Regions from separate parts of the Homo sapiens genome. Here all the other regions are linked to region 1. Evidence: chromatin contacts called from ENCODE Hi-C or POLR2A ChIA-PET data. All regions are on one chromosome and are shown on one strand. Each heading gives the region's core, a stretch centred on a gene start or an enhancer-like site at or near the end of the contact. The rest is flanking DNA. Distances are from core to core; before and after follow the strand shown.

Evidence for each region. Hi-C counts contacts between places; a loop is a spot of excess contacts on that map. ChIA-PET counts read pairs that join two places held with the same protein, here RNA polymerase II (POLR2A). Pooled maps may share reads with other maps.
Region 2: a pooled map shows a loop between it and region 1 (5-fold over the local background). The contact joins the promoter of CTNNA1 here to the promoter of CXXC5 in region 1. A Hi-C loop is called at or near these places in 1 of 37 single-sample maps with no recorded cell type and 3 of 50 pooled maps. POLR2A ChIA-PET finds 5 or more read pairs at or near these places in 3 of 52 experiments (activated CD4-positive, alpha-beta T cell, activated CD8-positive, alpha-beta memory T cell and activated T-cell).
Region 3: a map with no recorded cell type shows a loop between it and region 1 (7-fold over the local background). The contact joins the promoter of ANKHD1-DT here to the promoter of CXXC5 in region 1. A Hi-C loop is called at or near these places in 3 of 37 single-sample maps with no recorded cell type and 7 of 50 pooled maps. POLR2A ChIA-PET finds 5 or more read pairs at or near these places in 1 of 52 experiments (OCI-LY7).

The regions. Positions count from the first base shown.
Region 1 is chr5:139,645,925-139,650,329 of GRCh38, forward strand. CXXC5 (CXXC finger protein 5) reads left to right here and starts at 2,425. Exons shown (of 3, transcript NM_016463.9): 1 at 2,425-2,921. CXXC5-AS1 (CXXC5 antisense RNA 1) reads right to left here and starts at 3,804. Exons shown (of 2, transcript NR_149086.1): 1 at 3,411-3,804; 2 at 3,075-3,257. RefSeq lists silencers at 2,353-3,482, 3,683-3,852.
Region 2 is chr5:138,751,282-138,755,686 of GRCh38, forward strand. It overlaps CTNNA1 (catenin alpha 1), which reads left to right and starts at 2,144. Exons shown (of 18, transcript NM_001903.5): 1 at 2,144-2,229. CTNNA1-AS1 (CTNNA1 antisense RNA 1) reads right to left here and starts at 2,643. Exons shown (of 2, transcript NR_134244.1): 1 at 2,242-2,643. RefSeq lists a silencer at 2,034-2,473 and enhancers at 2,177-2,744, 2,745-3,311.
Region 3 is chr5:140,399,400-140,403,804 of GRCh38, forward strand. ANKHD1-DT (ANKHD1 divergent transcript) reads right to left here and starts at 2,002. Exons shown (of 2, transcript NR_186045.1): 1 at 1,712-2,002. ANKHD1-EIF4EBP3 (ANKHD1-EIF4EBP3 readthrough) reads left to right here and starts at 2,434. Exons shown (of 36, transcript NM_020690.6): 1 at 2,434-2,874. The coding sequence starts at 2,569. ANKHD1 (ankyrin repeat and KH domain containing 1) reads left to right here and starts at 2,434. Exons shown (of 34, transcript NM_017747.3): 1 at 2,434-2,874. The coding sequence starts at 2,569. RefSeq lists enhancers at 1,028-1,177, 1,268-1,417, 1,508-1,557, 1,748-2,637.

The sequences.
Region 1 (4,405 bases), core at 1,175-3,674:
TGGATGTCCCCCGCTTGTCTCATTGGCATCTGTGGTGGAGAGTTCTTTGTGGATGGCTTGCACATGACATTTTCTGTTTCTGTAACACTTTCTGTGTGGACAATTCTGTCCTTTTCCTCTGTGGCTCCCATATGGGTTGGATAGGTGACAGTCTAGGTCTCCCTCCCAAGGTGTTAATTTCCAGCAAGGGAAAACTCCAAGATCCACCCCCTAAACTGGGCCAGACAAGTCAACACCCCTTCCCTGAGGAAGCCATCACCACTGGGACCACCTGGCCTTCCTCCATTGCAGCCTGTGGATCCCTGGCCTCCCGCCTGAGTTGGGGGTGGGGGTGGAGGCATAAGTCTGAAAAAAAAGTGGGTAATAGTCAGCAGTTCCCTAAAGTAGAATTACTACCCACCCTCTGCCATGGACCCCAGCATAAAGCTTTTTGTGGGGCGTGCATGACCTGACTCTGTACTGGCGTTAGGCTTCAGGAGATCTGTGGAATAGAGTTTGACTTCATGGATCCTAACCCTCTGAGACCTGCTGCTGACTCCCAGGGAGCAGGTCCTCCCTCACAGTCTGTGCCTCAGCTTCCCCAGAAAAGGTAGATGGAGGTGAGTTAAATGCTTGGAGATCCTACACCTGGGCTTTTGCTTCCTTTTTCCTTGCACGGTCAGTGCCCAACACAGTGCCTGACATTCACACTGAGGCCCAGCATACCTATCTTTAAGCAGTTTGGAAGTGATCTTCTGGGGGTGATGGGCGTCTTAAAACGGTTTCCATAGCAAGCACCTTACTTTTACTCACATGGGATGTTTGTTTGGAGGGGGGCATTAAAAGGACTGCTGGCAAGGAGGAGAGAGACTAAACGCCTCCCCAAGGGAGCCATTTCTTGGCATAGTAGTTAAGGGAGACCACTTCTCAGCATTCGGAAGGAACTGGTTGGGAGCAGGTGTCCACGATGTCTGGGGAGGGGTCACTTCGTGTGGTCTTGGATATCAGGAGTGGCAGAGAGGCAACACATTCCAGATGAGCTCTGCCCTTTGACACCTCCCCCCACCCCACCCCGGCTGGGTCAAGGCCCCAAGGCCACATATAGAAGGCGTGGAAGGTGGGCACCAGCTGCTGCTGCCAGGAGATCCATGCTCCATAAGCCCTCGCGCCAGCCTCGGAGACAGCCAGGCTGCGCAGAGCAGAGGAGAGGAAGCAGCGAGGTGGGAGACAGTTTCGCTTCTCCCACCGAGGCCGCGCCTGTGGCTGCAGGCGCCCGGATCGCCACAGTTAACTCCCTGTTATCTGGGCCCCAATCGATCTCAGGCTGTAACGTTTAACCCTAGGCTGACTTCCCCAACCGCCCTCCCCCTCTCCCTCCCCTGCTTGGGTCTGGGGACTGCGTTTTCTTCGCCTCGCAGAGGAAGGTCGGCCTTGCACAAATCCGCCCCCACGAATCCCAAAGAATTGGAGAAAACTTCCACTTTGGGATTATATGCAGTTGGGATTATATGAGCCCGGGGCTTGCACCATGGGTACGTGAGGTGAAGACATCTGCAGCAGCAGGATTAATTAGCCTAAGATGGGCATATGGAGGCCACTGATGGAGTGAAAGCGGGATATGCGGGCCCAACTCTGTCCCCACTGGGCGCCTACTCTGGCAAGGCTGAGTTTTCCTTCTGTCTTTCAATCAGTACCTATTGAGCGCTGCTGTTCCAAGCATTGTTTCGGGTTTTGAGTGCGTAGGCCATGGTCTCAGGGCACCAAATGTACGTAGTCGTTTTAGCCCCGGGACTCAAGAGTTGAGGCTGATGCCTGCCTGAGAGATAAAATATCCTTTCTCGGATCAGTTTCCTCACCTGAGAAATGGGAACGGGAATCTCCGCCCCTTTTCTCCCGGGGCCCTAGTGCCCACTGAATCCATTAAGGAGCTCTTGGAAGGGTGGGGTCTTGGAACACGCGTCTACCTCCCAGGACCCTCGACTAGGAATCTCTGGCCCGCCGCGCACCTGAGCTGGGGGGCGCGGCCAAATTCTCCCTCCCGGTCCTCGAAGCTTCTGGCCCCGCTCTAGAGGGGGCAGAAAGATAGCAGATTTCCCCGGAGGTGCGTCTCTAAACCCAGACCGCCTCACCAAAGCGGGGAGGTCGTCCTTTTTTTTTTTTTTTTGTAAAGTTGCGGGAAATAGGCGAAGACGGGGCGCGCAAGGGAGCTGAGCCTGGGTGGACCGCGTCAGGGCGCGGGGAGCTCGAGGCGCAGCGGCTGCAGCTCCGGCCTCAGAGCCCGCGGCGTCCAAGTGGCCCGAGCTGCGCTGGGAGGGAGGCGGCGGGAGGAGGGAGGGGAGCCGAGGTGGAGGGGGTTGGGGGGAGGAGGGAGCGGCGAGTCCGGTCCGGGTTTTGCCGGCAGCCCCCGGGCAGCGTTCATAGCTCCTGCCCGGGCGGGCGCGCGGCGGCGGCGGCAGAGGCGGCTGAGCCTGAGCGGGGATGTAGAGGCGGCGGCAGCAGAGGCGGCACTGGCGGCAAGAGCAGACGCCCGAGCCGAGCGAGAAGAGCGGCAGAGCCTTATCCCCTGAAGCCGGGCCCCGCGTCCCAGCCCTGCCCAGCCCGCGCCCAGCCATGCGCGCCGCCTGCTGAGTCCGGGCGCCGCACGCTGAGCCCTCCGCCCGCGAGCCGCGCTCAGCTCGGGGGTGATTAGTTGCTTTTTGTTGTTTTTTAATTTGGGCCGCGGGGAGGGGGAGGAGGGGCAGGTGCTGCAGGCTCCCCCCCCTCCCCGCCTCGGGCCAGCCGCGGCGGCGCGACTCGGGCTCCGGACCCGGGCACTGCTGGCGGCTGGAGCGGAGCGCACCGCGGCGGTGGTGCCCAGAGCGGAGCGCAGCTCCCTGCCCCGCCCCTCCCCCTCGGCCTCGCGGCGACGGCGGCGGTGGCGGCTTGGACGACTCGGAGAGCCGGTAGGTGTCGGGCCACGGCCCTCCCTCGACCCCCCCCGGAGGCCGGCCCCCTCCCCTTCCCCGCCTACCTCCCTCTCCTCCCCCGGGGTTCGGTGCGCGGCCGGGGCCGGAGTTCGCTGCAAGTCGGCGGAAAGTTTGGCTGCGCGGGTTCCCCCGAAGTTCAGGTGCGGAGAGCCGGGGACGGGGAAGGAGGGGTCCGTATTTGGGAGGGGCGGGGGGCGCCCGCACCGTAAGCCGCGGAGCCCCGGAGCCTGGGAGACCTAGCGCCGGTGATCGCTTGGTGGCCGCTGCTATACCCAAGCCTCCCTAAGCCGCAGTATGCTCGGTCGCAGATCACTGAGTTCAGACAAAAAGAGGGGTTTTAGGGTCTGGGACGGCGGCTTGGGCGCCGTGGAGTGGGGCTGGGACGCTCCTTGCGGGGTGCCGCCCCCCTCCCCCCCACTACTCCAGTTCGCGGGCGCTGGGGCAGCGGGCGCCCGGGGTCCTCACCTCTTGGCGTTGGGCGGGCGCTCAGCCTGCGGGGGCGGCTGCTTGTAGATCTCTGGCGCGCACTCCCCCCATCAGACCCCGCTCGCAGCCCTGTGTTGAGGGGCGACGTTAACTGCTCTGGGCGCCCTCGACCACGCGTGGCTGAGCCTCCCCCACCACTTGGAAGAAGCGGCGGCTACTTCTGCATTTTTCCTCCGGCTCCTCGCCCCCGCTGCCCGCGGGGTGCCCGGCGGGCTGATGAAGTTTGACCTTTTTTTTCCATCAAAGTATCTCCCCCACCACCACGGTGCCCCGCGGCCCCTCCCTCCCTCCTTTCCCAGCCTTGGGGAGTCTTTTGAGCTGTCTCCCGAGCCCCGCGTGGGCCACGCAGCGTGCAGAGCCTGGGAGGGAGAATGGGGGTGTTCCTCTAGCTGCGGAACTGTGGGGGGCGTACGTCCCCGGCGCCTGCCACGCTGCACTGGCCCCAAATTTACCCATGAAGTTCGGCCCGACCCCCCTCCCCTTCGCTTCCCCGGAGCGGAGTGAGGGGCTGAACCGCCGCGAGAGGAATGTGTTAATTTTCTGGCTGGGGGAAGTTGTCCTCGCCCGGAATGGGCTGCTTTCCGGCGGGGAGCGCGGGGTGCGCCTGGCTTTGTTTATTTGTAGGATCGACGGAAAGCGAGTGACCCCGGTTTTTAAATGGGGGGCCACCTTCGGGACCTGTCAGAAGAGCTGAAACGCCCAAAGTGGGAGCAAGATCTCTTTTTGTTCTTTTTTCCCCCCCGGGAATCTGAAGGGGTGCGCGGAGTTGGGCTGGTGCCTCGGGCTGCAAGGAAGCACCAGTAAATTTGGGGGGTTCTGTAGTGACTCATTCGGAAAGACCCGCTCCCTGAAGTCTCCCGCGACGGGGGTCTGAAGGTTTGGCAACCGCGCCCTCCTTTGCCCCCTGGACTTTGGGTGGTCTGAGAGTCGCGCCTTCGGATGGGGGGGGAGCTAAGGGGGTGACCAGCGGACCA
Region 2 (4,405 bases), core at 894-3,393, 890 kb before region 1:
ACCTCCAACACTGGGGATTACATTTCAATGTGAGATTTGGGCAGGGACAAATATCCAAAATATATGAATTATGTTCTGAGTTAGCCAGGTGAAGTAGAGGGACGCCAAAGCCACTCTAGGCAGAGGAGACTACAGGAGCAAAGACCCTGCAGCCAGAAACAGGACAGGGGTAGTTGGACAAGAATGACCTTGTCAGGGTTTGCCTTTTTCTTTTTCTTTTTGAGACAGAGTCTCACTGTGTTGCCCAGGCTGGAGTGCAGTGGTGCAGTCATGGTTCACTGCAGCCTTGAACTCCCAGGCTCAAGCGATCCTCCCACCTCAGCCTCCCAAGTAGCTGGGACTACAGGTAGGTGCCACTACACCCAGCTATGTTTTTGTATTTTTTTGTAGACAAGGGTTCTATCATTTTGCCCAGGCTGGTCTCCTGAGCTCATGTGATCCACCCATCTTGGCCTCCCAAAGTGCTGGGATTACTTGTGTGAGCCACTGTGCCCATCCTCTTTTTCTTAAAGGTTGTTCTCTCCCCACTTCATGGTCCTATTGCCCTTTGTCAGCATCTGTTAACTAGCACAGGCCCACAGTACTTTGAATTACAGTGGGCACATTCACCCACAGATGTTCACTAGGCACTCCCTAGGGGATGGGCAATGTGCTGGGTGCTGCAGGAGATACAGCTCCTGCTTTCCAGAAGTTTATATTCCCTTGGGGGAGAGGGAGATGTGAGGAGTAGAGGGTAAACACGGTAAGGGCAGGTCTCCCTAGCACCCTGCTCTCTATTCAGCACAAGGCCAGCAGTGGACATCGTCGTCTTGCATTATTCAGGTTTATAGGCCAATACTGAAATCTATCTTATTCATCATCCCGTGAGCAGGGGAAACATCATTAGGGTTTTCTATACCAGGATGATAGTGAGCATGTAGTAGTTTTTGTTTTTTTGTGTTGTTTGTTTGCTTTGTAATTTTGTTTTCTTTTGTTTTTGGAGTATTCACTATGAAGATAAGAAAGGGTAAGAATAAAATGCCCCAAATGACCAGAGGAATAGAGATAGAAGTCAGGTCCCTCAAATTTGTTGGAGGAGGGGGACAAGCTGGGAGGGGGGACGTGCTGGGGGCGGGGCGGGAACAAGCCCAAAAAGGGACAGCTGCTGCGGTGCCTCTTTTGTGTTTGTAAATGTCCTCCCCGCAAGGTGGCTCTAGCCTGTAATCCCAGCACTTTGGGAGGCTGAGGAGGATTTCTTGAGCCCATGAGTTTGAGACCAGCCTGGCAACATAGTGAGACTCTGTGTCTGTAGTTCCAGCTACTCCGGAGGCTGAGGTGGGAGGGTCGGTTGTCCAGGGATTTGAGGCTGCAGTGGGCCGTGATCGCGACACTCCACCCCAGCCTGGGCGACAGAGGGAGACCCCGTCTTAAAAAAAAAAAAAAGTCCTTGATCAAGAGGGCTTCGGGTGTTTCCATCTGTGGAGTGAGGGGACGGGTTAGGTGAATTCTAGGGGCGCTTCCACCTCACATTATGAAAGGTCCTGAGAGTCAGATTCTAGTTCCACTGTGTCCCGAAGCTGTGGGGCCTTTCCTTAGCCTCCGCTTCTCCTTCTGTAAAGCCAGGTAGTTGGCCTAGATCACTTTTCCAGAAGACTGTGACTCCGGGACACCTGTGACACTCTTGAGGGGAGCGTGCCCAGTACCCCTGGTCGCGTCTCTGGGATTCCGCCGGGGTGGGGGCCCGCGCGAGGCCGCCCCTGAGCCTCACCTGTGCGCGGAGCGGTGACTCACCTGCCCTCGCGCAGCCCTCTCCGCCCGCGGGCTGTTCCAGGAGTCACCGCTCCTCCTCCCTCTCAGGGGTCACTCCCGGCCTAAGCTCCCACTAGGGGCCGGGGAGGAAGGAATTCTGAGGTGGGCGGCGGGGAGGAAGAGGTCCCTCGGGGGTCCCGGTCCGGCGTTGCCAGACTCTCTTCGCGGTGGGGGCCTTCCCTTTCCCCAAAAGCGGAGGCCGGAACGGCCGGGAGGAGCGGGCGGGGCGGCGGCGGGAGGCGCCGGGAAGAGCGAGTCGGAGGGAGGTGCCAGGAAGGGCGGGCGGGGCCGGGACAGGGGCGGGGGCCGCGGGCGGGGGGCGGGCCGGGGGCGGGGGCGTGGGGCGGCCCATTTCCTCCTCCTAGCCGGACTGGAGGGAGACAAAGCAGCGCCCGTCTGCTTCGGGCCTCTGGAATTTAGCGCTCGCCCAGCTAGCCGCAGGTAACTTCGTACCTCCCTCCTCGCGGGCGCGGTCTCTCGGGCCAGGCCGAGAGGGTCCTTGGGCCGGGCCGTCCCAAGCTGGGCCCCGCGAGCCGCGGGCGGGCGAGCGGGCGGGGCGCGGTTTCTTTGGCGACGTCGCCGGGAATTGGGCCCCGGGCGGGCGTGGGACCCGCGTCGGGCCGGCGGTCCCTTCCCCCGCAGGGCCCGAGTATGGGGCCCGGGCGGGCACGGCCGGCGCTTCCCAGCGCTCGGGAAGTCGGGGGGCCGCCTGGGCTGGGGAGGAGAAACTATAGGCCCAGCGCCGCCGCCGCGTTTCCTCTTGGAAAAGTTTTCTCGCGGTTTCCAAACTTTGTTACCGCGGCCTCGGCGCGCGCGGCAGCCCCGCGCCGGGCCCCTCGGCCGCCTTCCTTCCCTGGGGCGGCTTGTCTGGGAGCCGCTTTCCCGGGAAGTGATTGTCGTCCGGCTCCGAGGCGTTCCTGCCCCCTCCCCCTTCCCGGCCGCTGAGACTTCCCGATGGGGCGGCGGGGACGCGGGCTCGGCGAACCGGGAGGCTGGAGCCCGGGCTTCTCCCATACAGCTTCGCCGTAGGTGGGCCACACCCGTGTGGACTTTTGGCGTGACCGTCCACTTGGACTCGGGGATTACTCAGCTTTCCTGGGTTTCTTGTCGGTTGGACGCACTTAGCTTTCAGCCCTAGTTTTCAGGAGTGGCATTAGAGAGGTTTTTTTTTTTTTTTAATTGTTGTTGACTTTTAAAGGAGCGTGTGTGTGCGTGCGAGTGTGAAGCACTTGTTGGAAAAAATGTTGCCTGAATGAATGCCTGACCTTTGCTTGGCAGCAGTGGCTTCCCAGTAATGCAGGCGGCGGTTGGCCCAGTTCCAAGGTTGACTCCCTCTTACGTCCTCTTGCATCTTGGTGACATTTTTTTGGTGCGTGTGTTTTGTACAGAATTTACAATTATTTGGAAAAGAGCGAGATATGTCAAGTCTACGACTAAATTCGGGGCATTTTATATTTATGATGAAGGAAATGCTTACATCATTGTTGGGACAGGATAGGCATTTTGTGGAGCGAATATTTGTGTTTAGTCAGCAGTGATTTTTAAATACTGGACAGGTGGGTGTTACTTTAAGGAACGGAATTTATAAATCGAATTAATTAGGATGTGTTATTTTGTTTTACAGGAAGAATGAAGAATGAGTGTAGGAGTTACCTATAGTTTCTGCCTAATTATTTACCAATCTGGACTTTTGAACAAACATTTTTTTTAAAGACGGGGTCTCCGTCGCCCGGGCTGGAGCGCAGTGACACGATCATGACTCACTGCGGCTTCTGTCTCCTGGGCTCAAGTGATCCCCCCACCTCGGCTTCCGAAGTAGTTGGGACTACAGGCACGCGCCACCACATCCGTCTAATTTTTGTATTTTTGGTAGAGATGGTGTCTCGCTGTCTTGCCCAAGCTGGTCTCGAACTCCTGGGCTCAAGTGGTCCTCCTGCCTCAGCCTCCCAAAGTGTTGTGATTACAGGCCTGAGCCAGGGTGCCTGACCCCATCTGGATATTTATTCAGCGAAAGAATAATTTTTTAATCCACCTAAGAGCTCACAGTGTAATAGGGGAGACACACACCCCAGGTGTAGTACAGAGCGGACTGCAGTAAGTGCCTTAACAGTACTAATGAAACTATTGTCTGAGTCAAATCTTACCTAATAGTAACAACAAAAGAAACTTGTAGAGGCACGGAGAGGGGGCTAATAAGTTTTACTTGGGTAAGTCCAGAAAGGCTTTCAGGAGGTGGTGGCATTTGATCTGGATGAAACATGAGTCGAGTTTTTTTTAAGTGAAGGGAGAAAGTCATGAGAAGCATAAAAGGGCATAGGAGTTTGGGGAATTGTGATATCACTCTCCTGGTTTTCTTTTCCTTTTGACTCATCTCAGTTTCTTTCTTTTCCTCGCCCTCACTCTTTCCTCTCGTACCCAGGGTTCTTTCCAAAGTATCTTTGTCCTCCACACCACTGATGTGGCATCACCTTCACTCCCATCAGTGATATCTCATTTCATATAGTGACTTAGAGATGAGAGGTACCCTCCTCCAAGATGAGAATCACTGCTCTGTGCAGTCTCTTCTGTCATCAGCCTTATGTGCTAAAAGTCCAAGCCTTTGAGTGCAGGTGTGTCT
Region 3 (4,405 bases), core at 752-3,251, 750 kb after region 1:
ACTTGGCTAATTTTTGTATTTTTAGTAGAGACGGGGTTTCACCATGTTGGCCAGGATGGTCTCCATCTCCTGACCTCGTGATCCGCTCACCTCTGCCTCCCAAGGTGCTGGGATTACAGGTGTGAGCCACTGCGCCCGGCCATTTTTTTTTTTTTCAGCCAAATTCTGTTATCATATGGACATTCTCTGGGTCAAAGGATATTTTCCATACAAACCACCAGACTCCTTTTTTGGTCATGTCTGATTAAAGGATTAGATAGAAACCGTTTTTTTTTTATTTTTTTAATTTTTTTAGACAGGGCACCGCTCTGTTGCTCAGGCTGGAGTTCAGTGGCACGATCTCGGCTCACTGCAACCTCCATCTCCCAGGCTCAGGGGATCCCTCCCACCTCAGCCTCCTGAGTAGCTGGAATTACAGGCATGCACCACCATGCTCGGCTAATTTTTTTTTTTTTTTTGAGACGATGTGTTGCTCTGTCGCCTAACCTGGAGTGCAGTGGCACGATCTTGGCTCACTGCAAACTTCGCCTCCTGGGTTCAAGTGATTCTCCTGCCTCAGCCTCCCGAGTAGCTGGGATTACAGGCACGCACCATCACATCTGGCTAATTTTTGTATTTTTAGTATAGACGGGGTTTCGCCATGTTGGCCAGGCTGGTCTAGAACTCCTAACCTCAAATGATCCGCCCACCTAGGCCTCCCAAAGTGCTGGGATTAACAGGCGTGAGTCACCGCGCCGAGCCCAATTTTTGTATTTTTGGTAAAGACGGGATTTCACCATGTTGCCTAGGCTGGGCTCGAACTACTGGGTTCAAATGATCCGCCCGCCTCAACATCCCATAGTGTTGGGATTACAGGCGTGAGCCACGGCGCCCGCTATAGAATCTGAATATTTTTAACCCCCCTCTTTACTGACAAGATAAAGACAGAGATAGAGAGATGCATATAGGGAGGAAGAGATCTCCTTAGAGGAGGGAAGACCACCACAGCTAGCCTTGTTTTGCACCACACAGATCTGATTAGAACTAGAATTAGTTGGGCTGGCAGGACCCAGGGGCGAGCAGAGAGTTCCTGAAGGAAGAGGAGACAATAACTAGCAAAAATGAGTCTTTCCTGTAAGTTTGGGACTTTGCTAAGCGCTATATTATCATCTAATTTATTCATAACAACAACCCAATGAGGAAGGTACTAATATTACTCCCATTTCACAGAGGAGCGAGTTGAAAGTCACAAAAATGAAACAGCAAACGCGCCGAAGTCAGGCAGCAAGTAAGTGGCAGCACCAGAACTCGAAACTGCCTCGGAGCATGCACTCTTCACCACCCCGTTCCACCTTGAGGTCGGATTCCGCACGCCGTTCGCGGCATTCCCACCTTCCTACGTGGGACAGTTCCCGGTACTGAGGCATGGCGCTGTCCAGCCCTCAGGCCCGCAGCCGTCCGCAAGCAGGAGAACGCGGCCCCGCTGGGCGATCCTGCCCGAAGGCGCCCGAACTGCGGCGCGCGGCCGGGTCCTGGCGGGCGGGTCGAGTCTCCCCAAGGCGGCCATCCCAAGCAGCTCCCCGGATGTCCCTCAGACCCGCGCGCTAGGCTCAACTCAGAAAGGCGGGAGGCGCGAAGCGAGATCGGCCTTGCCCCTCGACTGTCCCCTCATCGCTCCCCGTCCTCTATTCCCTCCCAAATAGCCCCCGGCAAATAGGTTACACATCTTCACCTGTCCCAGAGGTGGTGACTGCTCTAGTGACTGACGCTACGCTCCTCCAACCAGGCAATGGCAGGAAGGTGGAGCCTTCCTAAGACTGATGGCTTCCTTTCTCCAATCCCGGTGCAGCTATTCTCCGGCCATAGTCTCGGCGCCCAGCGGAGAGCGACAGGTGGGAGCTGCGTTACTTCGGCGCCTCTTGCATCCTTGACGTAGAAGTTTCACCAAGCGCAGGGTGAAGTCTACTCCAAATTTGACCAATTCTTGCGGGTCATCACTTCAGCAGTCATTTTATTCAGAAGTGGAAATTTCCCGGCCCTTTCCCGTCACCTCAGATGAGGGCGGGATCAATGGTACTCCCACAGGCCAATTGTACCACGCGACGTCCCGCGACAAAGTGACCGACACTTTATGGCGCCAATGAATTCTCCCATTGTTCGGGGTCACTATGACTGACCACAAGGCCAACTAATCCACTTTAAGGTCGTGACGCGATAGTCAGGCGGGTTGGCCAATAGACATAGGAAAAGAGCGGAAGTCAGCTGGTGAAGAGTGGGAGGCGGGTGTTCGCAACCGCCTAGGCCTGCGCGGGTCAACGCAGCTTGGCGGCTGCGAGCCAGCGAGCGGCGCGTGACGAAGAGCCTGAGCGACGGGTCACTTTGGCCAATGATCTGCAGCCGCCAGGGTATTGCAGCCAGTGGCGAGTCGAGGGGGCGGGAGGCAGCAGGTTAGGCAGTGAGAAGTTAGTGGCGCTGCTGGGACGGGGGAAAGGAGACGCTTCTTCCTCTTGCTGCTCTTCTCGTTCCCGAGATCAGCGGCGGCGGTGACCGCGAGTGGGTCGGCACCGTCTCCGGCTCCGGGTGCGAACAATGCTGACTGATAGCGGAGGCGGCGGCACCTCCTTTGAGGAGGACCTGGACTCTGTGGCTCCGCGATCCGCCCCAGCTGGGGCCTCGGAGCCGCCTCCGCCGGGAGGGGTCGGTCTGGGGATCCGCACCGTGAGGCTCTTTGGGGAGGCCGGGCCAGCGTCGGGAGTCGGCAGCAGCGGCGGCGGCGGCAGCGGCAGCGGTACGGGCGGAGGGGACGCGGCGCTGGATTTCAAGTTGGCGGCTGCCGTGCTGAGGACCGGGGGTGGAGGTGGTGCCTCTGGCAGTGACGAGGACGAAGTGTCCGAGGTAAGGCTCCGGGACCCTCGCCTCCCACACATTGTGAGGCGTGAATTCTCTTTGGGTAGGCTCTGGGCCGGGGCCATCCTCCCGCTTCCCTGGTGGAGCCCTTCTGTGACAGCGGTCGGCTCCATGGCGGCGGTGGCCGCGGTGAGGGCCTAGTGAGCCCTCGGCTTACTCTTTAGCTCGAGCGGGACAGGTTCCCGTCACCATTCGTAGACCCACAATAGGGAGTCCTTTGGTCTCTGAGCTTCGCGCGGGAACAGGGACTCCTCAGGCTGCCTCCCGCCCACCCTGCTTTGGAGTTGGGGGTGGGGGGCGGGGTCTTGCCAGAGTCCCTGCCCTTGGTACTGAGAGAGACAAACAGAGACAGAGACAGAGCTGGTGCAAAGATCGTTTCTCTTCTTTGCCTCTCCTCAGAGTTGAGGGATACGTTTATTTGCCTTCTGCCTTGTGTGTGTCTTACCTGTGTGCTTAAGGACGGTTCTTATTCTCCCTCTTCAGTTTGAGACAGGTTTGAGTATTAGGGATCTCTCGGCTTTTACCCTGAAAAATCACGTGACTCCTCCTTCTGGGACCTTTTGTGAAGTTAGACAGGAAAAGGAAGTTCCAGGGCATCCCTGAGCTTCGGAATAGCTGGGTAGCTGAACTCGGAGGTTTTAGGCTTGGAGAAAGTGGGGCAACCTGTGGAAACCTCTTCTTTTTTTTTTTTTTTTTTTTTTTTTTGAGATGGAGTTTCGCTCTTGTTGTCCACGCTAGAATACACGTGATCTCAGCTCACTGCAACCTCCGCCTCCCGGGTTCAAGCGATTCTCCTGCCTCAGCCTCCCGAGTAGCTGGGATTACAGGCGTGCGCCACCACGCCCGACTAATTTTGTATTTTTATTAGATACGGGGTTTCACCATGTTGGTCAGGCTGGTCTCGAACTCCTGACCTCAGGTGATCCGCCCGCCTCGGCCTCCCAAAGTGCTGGGATTACAGGTATGAGCCACCGTGCCCGGCTGGACACCTTCACTCTGCCTTTGCAGTGAAGTCCTTCATTTCTTTAACTCTTCTGTGTGTACTCTAATGTGTACACATTTTTAGGTCTGAGCAACCTGGGATGGTAGGCATTAACTTCTTTTGGGTTCTGGGGAAAAAGGGGCGGGTTTTGTTTTTGTTTTTTGAGATGGAGTTTCGCTCTGTCGCCAGGCTGGAGTGCAGTGGCGCGATCTCGGCACACTGCAACCTCCGCCTCCTGGGTTCAAGCGATTCCCCTGCCTTAGCCTCCTGAGTAGCTGGGACTACAGGCGCGTGCCACCACTCCCGGCTAATATTTTGTATTTTTTAGTAAAGACAGGGTTTCACCATGTCCAGGATGGTCTCGATCTCCTGACCTTGTGATCCCAAGGGGCGGTATTTTATGTGTATACTTTTTTCTGTTGACTGTGGCTTGCGTAGAGTACTGTACCGTGATTGTTTTAAGTGCTCAGAGTATTTCTTCTATTTTGGTTCTGAGGTGCCTGAGTTGTCACCTGTGACCAGTTATTTTAACCTCTG